Linked DNA regions of Homo sapiens: region 2 is linked to region 1. The links are chromatin loops, found by intact Hi-C in ENCODE. Cell type or tissue: psoas muscle. All regions are shown on one strand. Each heading gives the region's core, and the rest is flanking DNA. Links, peaks and the distances in the headings are about the cores only.

The links. Peaks named below come from ENCODE experiments on the same cell type or tissue, not always from the same donor. Only the 100,000 strongest peaks of a DNase experiment are listed, where the experiment ranks them.
Region 2: it touches region 1 in a loop (2.0-fold over the local background); 2 of 110 quality-filtered maps call a loop at or near these places.

Annotation. Positions count from the first base shown.
Region 1 is chr6:164,095,287-164,100,669 of GRCh38, forward strand. No RefSeq gene overlaps it. Among named protein-coding and RNA genes, the nearest start is that of QKI, 680 kb to the left of the region's middle. In psoas muscle, for the core only: a CTCF peak has its summit at 2,456; a DNase peak (open chromatin) is centred at 3,785; H3K4me3 peaks cover 854 bases; H3K27ac peaks cover 2,847 bases.
Region 2 is chr6:164,019,649-164,025,031 of GRCh38, forward strand. The region is part of intron 4 of LOC105378102 (a long non-coding RNA gene); the gene reads left to right. Among named protein-coding and RNA genes, the nearest start is that of QKI, 610 kb to the left of the region's middle. In psoas muscle, for the core only: no CTCF peak of the experiment used is centred there; a DNase peak (open chromatin) is centred at 3,183; H3K4me3 peaks cover 1,310 bases; H3K27ac peaks cover 1,226 bases.

The DNA of each region.
Region 1 (5,383 bases), core at 241-5,240:
TCTTAGTCATGTGTTCATCCATTTATCAAATAAGATTACTCAATAGACATCAATTCCATGCCTTTTATGTACCATGCACTTCCTGATTGCAGGCTTGGAAAAGGTGGCAGATCTTAGAGATAATTCAAAAAGTAGAAAAGACAGTGCTTGATAGTTTATTGGATGTGGGAGTGAAGGAGGGGGAAGGCTTGAGGATGACTCTGGCTCACCAGGAGATAAATAGGTGGGTGATGATGCCATGCAGGGAGATGGACACAGCAGAGTGGAGGACATCATGAGTTTGGTTTTCAGCCTGCCAAGTGTGAGATGCTGGTGGTATTTCTAATGGGGAATTCTAGTAGGCGTTTAGACATACTGAGCTGAAGCTCTGCATAGAAAAATAGCAGCCATGAGCAAATAAAGAGTAATTAAAGCCAAAAGTGTGTATACATCTCCAAAAGCAAGAAAAGAAAAGGTTCAGATGAAACCCTCCAGGAAAGCAAAAAAAAAAAATGTTCTCCCTCCTCCCCAGAAAGAAATAAATAGATGGTGAAAGCAAATCCTGTTGATGAAGGTGAGAAAAAAGTAGGAGGACAACCAGGAGATCATGGTGTTCAGGAAAACCAGGGAAGAAGGCATCCAAAGAATAAAAGAGTGGGCAACAGTGCAAAATGTTCTAGAGGGACCAAATAAGTGCAGGCCTGGAAAGGATCACTTGAAGGCCTTGGCTGTCATGGGTGATCTTGTCACAAAGGCAGATCCTGAGGGTCAGGTTCAGAGAGGCAGGAAGTTGGTAAACGGTAATAACTGGACCCAGAAAGCATAAATGACTCTTTTGAGAAGTGTTCCTTCTCAAAAGCAACACTTTTGAGAAGGGTAGCTGTATTAGTCTGTTCTCACGCTGCTAATAAAGACATACCCAAGACGGGGTAATTTATAAAGAAAAGAGGTTTAATTGACTCACAGTTTAGCCCAGCTGAGGAAGCCTCAGGAAACTTATGATCATGGTAGAAGGGGAAGCAAACACATCCTTCTTCACATGGTGGCAGGGAAGAGAAGAATGAGTGCCCAGCAAAGGGGGAAGCCCCTTATAAAACCATCAGCTCTTGTGAGATCTGACTCACTATCATGAGAACAGGATGGGGAAACTGCCCCCATATTTTAATTGTCTCCGCCTGGTCCCTCCCACGATATATGGGAATTACAGGAACTACAATTCAAGACGAGATTTGTGTGGGGAAACAGCCAAACCATATCAGTAGCCAAGCAATATCATATTAATTAGAGGGGATTTTGGAATCCAGGGAGGCTGGAGTTTCTGTTGTTGCGTTTTTTTTTTTTGTTTTTTTGTTTTTTTTTTTCACAGTCATGGAGGCTAGAACTGAAGAAATCAAGGTGTCAGCAGGGTTGTGAAGAAGGACTGGCTCCAGGCCCCTCTCTCTGGCTTGCAGATGACTGTCTTCAGGCTCACATAGCATTCTCCAACTTTCTCCTTTTTTTTTTTTTTTCTTGAGACGGAGTCTCGCTCTGTCACCCAGGCTAGAGTGCAGTGGTATGATCGTGGCTCACTGCAAGCTCTGCCTCTTGGGTTCATGCCATTCTCCTGCCTCAGCTTCCCGAGTAGCTGGGACTGCAGGCGCCCACCACCACGCCCGGCTAATTTTTTGTATTTTTAGCAGAGTCGGGGTTTCACCATGTTAGCCAGGATGGTCTCGATCTCCTGACCTCCTAATCCGCCCGCCTCAGCCTCCCAAAGTGCTGGGATTACAGGCATGAGCCACCGCGCCCGGCCTGTTGCTGCTGTTTTGTTTTCTTGTTTTAGATTTTAGAAAGTGGGCTGAAATCCTTCTGCAGGATGGTCAGCTCCAGAAGCCATGTGTTTTATCCACCAACACATCCTCATCAACCTCAGTGCCTGGCACAGAGCTGGTGGTCAATGAATATTTGTTGTGTGTGTGGATATGCAAATGAACACAAGCAAAGCAGGGCAGATGCATAGGAGAAAGGGGTCACTGATGAACGCTCTAGCATGGTGGGTCCTGGTCTGCTCTACTCTGAGTTGGTCCGTGCTGGTCAGTATGGAAACCTCCAGTTACGTTCTAGTCAAGGAGGCCCTGAGGGAATGTCTTCCAGCCCTGTATTCATTAGGCAGGCATTCACGAGGATGATCTTCAAATAACTGACACTTACTGTTCACTCACTAACACAAATTCCTGCAAGTTGGATTTTAGCTTCCTTTATAGATCTCTTGCTGTTTCATATCCTGCATAAACTTTTATTTTCTACTTTACTTGGATAATGTCCTATATCATTCTGCCCTACCTCTCTTTCTCTAATCAAACTGACATCTGGTCCCTTGTTCTCAATTACTTTACTGTAAAGAGAAAAGTCTCCATGGGCGACACTCCGGGAGTCTAGAAACCGTGGTGAGTTCCTTTGACTCACTCTTGCCCCCTTCTGCTGGTTTCTCTGTACCTGCAGGCCTCTGGGCTGGCCTTGTGCTGTTGCATGGTATGGTTAGGCTCTGAGGCTTTTATAAGCACAGGTTCTTCTAGAATTCAGCCTGTCACATATTTGCAGAGTCTCTGTTGATAGAATTGTAGGAAGGGAAACTTGGAAGTTTAGGCATCTATTTCCTATGGGCTTCTAAGCTCAGCTTTGGACCCCACGCTGGGCCTGATGGTTCCCCACTTTCAACTCTAGGAATCTCTTTCTGGCAGACTTCCTCACAACTCCTGCACACTTCCTGCTCCCTCAACAGGAAGCACTGCAAATGAGCTGTCCTCGCGTTCTTTCCGAGTTTCTGCTTCCCTCTAGAATAAGGAAATGCTATTACGCATAGCAGTTGGAAATTAAACAAAAGGAAATGAGCCTAACCAAACAATAATTATCCATCACATACTCACACACACCACACACGGGGAGGTGGGACTGGGGGTTGCAAACGCACACAGCTTTAATGATCATAAAATAGAACCAGGACTACTTGGACTAAAGTGAGTCCAACTTTTCCAGAAGGCAGTATGATGTAAGAATATAGGCTGTGTGTGAGTCATGCTTTGATAATTCAGCTGAGTGACTTTGGACAAGTTATTTGAACTTTCTGAGTCTCAGATGCCTCATATATTTAACGGAGATACCATATGCTCATTGAAGGGATTAAGTGAACGAACTCCTTAAAAGCTCAGCTCGGTGGCTGGCACATCAGCAAAATGCTTATCATTCAGAATAATAATTATTAATTACCCTACTTTGTCTATAGGAAATGGTGATGCTTTAAGTTTATAGAAAATTTATCCTGAGAATATAAAAGGTCATGCTATTTGAAGCAACACTATAGAGAAGACCATGAAGAACAGAATCTGTGTTGAGTTATTGATCTACACATTATACTGGGGAGTGCAATGGATCGTATCAATAACCGTTTGATTCAACTCAGCATATTTTCAGCAACTTCAAGTATACCATTCTGATAGAATTGAGGGCAAAGGTTTTCTCTCTCTCTAATTTATCCAAATATAAAAAACTCTGGGCTTTTTCCATGCAACACAAACACTGGGGTTTTAAATTACATTTTTCAACTCTGATCTAGATATTTGGCACTGTGTAGACAGAGCCTGGAAACTCCTCAAAGGAGTGCAAAACAAGACAAACAGCTTAGCACGAGGATGGATGTTGTGTTTGTCTAGCGCCTGTGACAATGACACTAATCCAAAGTCCACACCCAAGGGAATGTGCATCAACACACTTGAAAATGTAGCTGCGAGCTGCATCGGTCCTATGTGGAGCTGCTGAGCCAGGGGACATGCTGTAAGCGAGCTCAGCATGACAGGAACGGCAGTCACAAACCCTTATCTTCAGCCGAGTTCACACCCTTGAGAACACCGTGAGCAAGGACAGCTGATGTGAAGCAAGAAGGCTGACGTCACTGTTGAGTGTGGAGCACAAGATGTACATATAGAATAAAAATAACTACTTGCTGGCCTGTTTATTCATGCACCCAAAAGCCCTTCAGACTTGGTTGACATTTCATGCTAAATAACGGTAATGACGAATGGAAGTTCTGCCATTTTCCTGTCATTTTTGTTTTGTTCTTCCTCTTTCCCTCTCATTTCCCCTTCCCCATTTTTAAAGCTCTGAATAACAGCCAGACATAAAAAGCCAACTTGAGGCTCATCGGGGTGATCTGCGTCAGTCATCCCCCACCCCTGGACTGTGTGAACGCAGAGGCCGACTCTCTGAGTGAGGCTTCCAGGTGCTGCAAAACGCTCCATTCATAGGGACACTGAGTGTAAAAAGAAAGCTGCCCATGGGTAAAAGGAACACAAAACACAATGAGAGAGTGATCGTTCTCAGAGTGACACTGGGGCCTCTGCGGGAAAGCTAGGCAACACAGTGCAGATGAAAGAAAGGCAGAAAAAACATTTTGGCCAGAGCAGATGCGAAACCGTTAGAGTGAAAAGAACAGGCTCGCTCTTGACTCGCTGGGGCAGATCTCGCCGCAGGGCAGCAGGCGGTGCTGGTCCAGATACTCTGGGGAGTCTGCGCGGTGTGCCCGGAGCCCCTGGGCGAACACGGGGCACGTTGCTGAGAAGCAGTATTTTGTGTCTCTCATTCATTCCCAGTTAATCTCTTAAGTTTTCTTCAGCAACAGAACTTATTTGTAATGCCATGTGCTCTATTGTCTCTTGGGGATAAATAATTAATTTCTACTAGGCTACACCTTGGCTTTAAAATAATTCGTGAAAATCTCAAGGGAAGTCATCAATTTAGAGAGGAAATCAAAATTGGGAAACTTGATTAACCTTATTTCAGGGAGTGTGGGATCATATGAACAAACTGCATAATTTTTTGTAACTTTTGAAACTCTCTTTTTCTATATTCCTTCATTGCTATCTAAGCATGCTGCGTACATATTTTTATCTCTAATATACTTACATTTCTATGTGTGTATTAATTTCACAGATTTGATTCCTATGTTGTTGTCTATTATTTACATATGTATACATTCATACTCTAACTCAGTTTGGTAGACCTGAAAAATAAGCCCAGTATGCTTTAACTAGAACATGAGATGGTCAACAAACAAGTCCTATATTCATTCCAATTCCTTCCTTCTCCTGTGGTCCCAGACCCCCTTCACCCCCAGCCTGGACCACTGCAATGGCCTCCTACGGGCTCCTGCTCAGTCCACGTGCCCCCTGCTCCCTGGTCTCCACACACAGCTACAGTGGTGTTTAAAAAAATGTCACAAATCATGACATTCCCTTACTTTAAACCTCCAATGAAAGGAAACCTACGGATCAAAAGAGACTTATGCCAAATACCCACTAGTTGTAATATATGAACTTTATTAAGATCCTGATTCAAGCAAACTGAAGCAAAAATTATACACACATCAACC
Region 2 (5,383 bases), core at 202-5,201, 76 kb before region 1:
ATACAGGTGCAATCAGGTAAGAACATTCTACTGTTTTATTAAAGTGCATCTAATTCAAAACTCAATAACCCTCACACATCCTTAATCAGAGACGACATCCTGGGAGGTATTTCCATGAGTGATCTTAAAACTCTGGCTTTTGGTTTGTTAGCAAGACTTTCTGCAAATAAGAATCTCGGAATTCTGTTTCTTTTCGCCTCCACGGAACGCCTGTCACCCTCCTCTCCTTGCCTCCGTGTTTTCGACTGTAGTGAACATGCTGAAGCCGTCCGCCCCTTTCCCTTTACAATGGAAAGGAATTCTCTGGGGTGGGCTTGGAAAAGTGGAGTCATCCTCCTTGGAAAGTAGACACCTGAGAGGGCGCGGTGTCCCTGGGCTTAGCGCTGCGCACAGCCCTCCCCTCCCTCTAGGCCTCTGAACGGCAGCACCTGCGAGAATCCCAACGAAGGACGAAGCCAGGAGGCAGGGATCTTGTTTTCAGAAGGAATATGAACCAAAATATGGTCAGAACAAGAGAATGGCTGGCGCGCAGGCCTGGCACGCGGGATCTTCTTGGCGGTGGCTGCAGCTTTTCGGGGCCTGCCTGGCGCGTTCCGCTGTCATACGTGAGGAGTTGCCATTTGGAAGCATTGAGGGGAACCTGGATTCATCTTCATGTGGTTAACCTGAAGTGTATTGCGAATATGAGGGCTCATATTCAAGGGTACGGATGTGTCTCAGCTGGGCAGGGCACTCGCTAACCCCCAGCTGGGGCGGGAGCAGGGGTACCTGCGGCACCAGAGGTACGTGGGGCCTGGCCCCGGCTGCGCGGCAGCTTCTCCTTTGCAAACAAAAGTCCAGAGCATTCATTCTTAACACTGCCTCCACCGAGAGACGTCTTTGACCTTTTCCAGGGTAAAGGGCAGCAACGCCAACACCTTCTCCCAAAGCACAGCACGTCTCCTTTTTGGCAGGTGATTGATCTGCCTGCTCTACCTTGGACACCGAGCTCTGTCCACGCAGGAGGCTAAGCCCACGGGAACCGAGCGTTTCATCAGGGTCATGCGCCATGGTTAGGAGACTTTCTTTCTTTCTTTTTTTTATTGCACACTTTATTTTCATCTGCATCCAGTTAGCAATATGGTGAGAATTAATATGCATTGGAATTAAAACACTCAGCTCGCTCATTTATACAGCATTTACCAGGAGCCTCTTGTGCTTGGAACACGGCTAGGTGTTCGCCTGGACCCACTGAAAGCATGCCCCCTGCTCCTCAGAGGCACCAAGTTCAGCAGGAGTGAGGCAAGCAGAAAAGAAGTTAACAGAAAAACAGGAGTGCGCTTTGCTGAGGAAGGACAAAAGAAAGAGCATCAGGCCACAGAGGCTGATGCTGATGAATACGTCACACCCAGAGCGTTTTATACACGTAGATTCCAGTGTGAATGGCTATGGTAATGACACCTGCCAGAATTGTGCAGTGAACAACCTGGGCAGCAGTATGTTGTGGTCCAGAGAGTAGTAGAGTTTTCTCTAGAGAAGCTCTGGAATAGCCTCACAACCAAAGGAGGTAAGATGGTAGAACAAATAGAAATTGACCAGGATATGAGGAAGGAAAGAGGTATTGCAGACAGAGCCGACAACAAATGGAGCAGCTCAGAGCCTTGGGAGAGTTCTGTATCAGTTAGTAACTTTGTGCTGTGTGAGCCAGTCCTGTCACAACGTAGCTATGTTATGCTGGTATCTAGGCGGGGAAAGTTGTAACTAGCCCCAGAGTGGTAGAAGGAGATACACTGTTCCACAAAATGAAGAATTTTTTTTACCATAATCCCAGAATTCCTCATAAGGAGCTCATGGTGTTAGGAAGAGTCATGGTATTAAGGGGACTTGGGACTCCTGGGGCAGCTCAAGGACCAGGAGGAACTCACAAAGAATTTGCTTTGCTGCTTGGCAAGGAGAGGGAGAACACACACAGTACATGCACACACACACACACACACGCAGGCACAAATGCACACACACAAACACATGCACACAAACACACAAACGCTCACAAACACGTGCATGCACACACAAATACACACACGCACACACAAATGCACAAACATAAACACACATGCACACACACACATGCACGCACATGCACACACACGCACACACACAAATACACGTGCACCCCCCACTCCCCCCACACAAACACACATGCACACACAAATGCACAAACACACAAACATGCACACACACAAATGCACACACATGCACACAAACACACACACACATGCACACACACAAACACACGTGCACTCCCCCCCCACCACACACACACATATGGTGAGGGGAGGAGACATCGGCCTGGATGGGGGTTAAGAAACAAAGTGTTTACGCTGATTTCTGTGGGGGCGTGGTTTCTGGTTCCTGCCTCTGCCAGGAGGGGAGGGGATGAGTAGCTTATTTTCATGGAATGTAAAAAACTGCTGATTTCTACAGTACGTGGATGTGTGGGAGGAACTGGGGGAGCAGAGAAGGGCGTCAGAGTAGGTCACATTGGACTCCTCTTCAGGGCTATGGCAGGAGCAGAAGTGTGGGATTTATAGATGCGAATTTATAGATGAGAAGGTGGAATTTATAGATGAGAATTTGAGACTCATCTTTCAGAAATAACAGTAGTAATTTTTAAAATGTCTAATACTTATGTAGGCACTATTCTTAGCACCCTGTGTGTACCGATTCCTTTATATTTGCAACAATCTCTTGTAAGGAGGTTCTATTATTACTCCTGTTTTCAAGGCGAGGAAATGGAGGCAGAGATTTCAGATGACTTGCCTGTGGTTACACAGGTGAGAGCTGCAGAGCCGTCTGACACTAGAACTTGTGTTGTTCATTGTGACATTATGTTGGAAGTTGAATATGTCGGAGTAGAAGGGATTTCTGAGAGAACGGAGGAGGAAAAGAAGGAGGAAGAGGAGAATGGAATTTTGGAGAATACCTACATTTGTGCTGCGTTATGGGGCTATGAAGGAAACAGGCCACGGGAGGGAAGAGGGTACCTTTTGGTCTAGAAGGTTCAGCCTTTCTCCTCTATTCCCGCATGCAGCCTGCGATCTAGGGCCAGCCATGACCAAACGCTCGTGCCTCATCTGCTTCCCTCCAGCTCCTCAGACTCGCCCTTCAGGGCGCCTGCTGTTCAGAGCCTGCATGGGAATCCGCATGAGGTCATATTTTGCCTGGAGAGCAGTGGACGCCACAGTGCACCATGGCCAAGATCCATCTCCCAATCCTGACTGCAAGTTTCTCGGAGCCGGAGCACAAATTTGCCATGCATTCTTTTGTTCATTCTTTTATTACTGTGTATTCATTCGCAGGTGATATGCATATGTCTGTGCGGTGGAAGGCTGAAAATGACTTGATTCCTTCTTAGGGCATTTGGAATCTAGTCTGAGAGTCTGGAATATTTGGTTCCTAATGAACCATAGAAATATCGTTGAAATATTTCCCCATTCCACTAATCATTAGGCTGAGGCTGACAAAACCATTACATGTTAAGATTTTTAAATGGTCTCTGTAAATGAAGAAAACACACTCAGAATTCACAGGAGAGAGATATAAGCACAGGACATAAAATGCCCAGAAGTACCAAGGACATTCTAGTTTTAGAATAAAGAGCCCAGTGTCCAAGCATGAGGTGGATCTGCAGTGCCCCTGGGGCTGAGCCAGTGCTCCCCATGCCCCCGAGCTCCCCAAAGAGTTTCCACTGGGTGAAGCTTTGATACCAGGCAGCCTCTCTTCTGATTCTTTGGAGAATTTTTATAGTTTTAATTGCAACTGATTTCTTAGAACTAATAAAGTAGGTTTATGACAATTGTAGTAAAAGTTAATTCACAACTCCTGTCTAATGAGCAAGGTTCTCTCCTCCAGGGGGAATGATTCCTGAATTCTTTTCATCTTTGCAGACACGGCGAGCCTGGGTAGGAACTAGAACTTGTTCGAAGAGCATATTGTCAGGAAGCTGACAGGATTTACCTAGAGAAATGGGAAGCACAGGTGCACAGATTTCGTTTTGTCCTGTGGGGAATTAAAATCTATTTTTAATCGGTGCAGTAGCAGAGGAGAACCCTGTGTGTGCTTACTATGAACAGTGGCAGCTGACGGAAGCCTGGCAGTTGTCATTCCAGTACTGGTTCTTAAAAAATATCAAATCCTCAGCTGAAAAATCTGGACAGAAGAGTAGTAGCAAACATTTATTGAGCACTTACATGCCTGGTACTGTGGGCTTCATTTGCATTATTTTATTCCTTTTCACGTCAATGCTATGAAGGTGCTATTATTATCCATAAGGCAACAAAGGACCTGAAGGATTTAAGCAACTTCCGTAAGTTCTGGAGGCTGTGATAAAAACCTCCATGTGAACACCAGGCTGATACATTCTCTACAACTTCACTCCATCTATCCTCCCTGTGTGGGACTGCCAGACTTACCTAGAACCCCATGAAATCCCCCTTTCTACAACACTGTGCACCCTTCCAGAAACACAACTTTCATCTCTGTGCAGGTCAGACGCAGTCCCCAGCAGGGAGCTTGTCCTATGAATCGGCATTCAATCAATATTGGTCAAATGAATGCATGGGTGGATGGGTGGATGAGAACAGTGTATCTCACTAAATTTTCTACCATGTTAGTCTGTGACCAGAAGCCATCTGGGATGAATGTGCAGGAGTTTGGTCAATAGAGATTTGGGAGAAGCATCTCTACTTACAACAGATGTTAACCTTTCGAGAAAGTATGTGGTTGGTTGCCTGCATATTTGATGAAGCAAATATCGGTGAAGTAGCTAAATCCCAGTTCATTGTGGAGAAACACTCAATTCATAAAATCCTTTTAATTGTGACTGGGAAAGAAGGCAAATTAAGAAGAGTTCAATAGTGTGAACACTTATAATACAAGGCAAAAGAAATATTAAATCAGGGAATATATTAGTAATAAACAAGTTGAATAGAAACATATAATAGACGCTCAATAATGCTTCGTCTAATAAATGTCTGTTGAATTGGATTTAATATGCCCTAATGAAATGGGCTTGTATTTTAGTTTTAGTTCTATGTTCTGGGGTTTTTATTACATGAAAATACGGCATATGATATTTATAAGTACAGGGAAAAGCATAGCCGATCTGAATTATTTCACTATCTTGTCATTCCTGTCCGTAAATTATTCTCTCCTATTTTGAAGACCCCGATTCTCATACTGCAGTTTCTAACACGTGACTATGGTGGTGATGTGTCATTTACTGAGACAAGCAGCCTTCTTTCCTCATGGAAGGACACCCCCATTTTTGGAGAGATCAAACATCTGAGCTCAAGAGCTCAAGAGGACAGCAAACATCTCCTTAAAGTCCTACACAGCTGCAAAG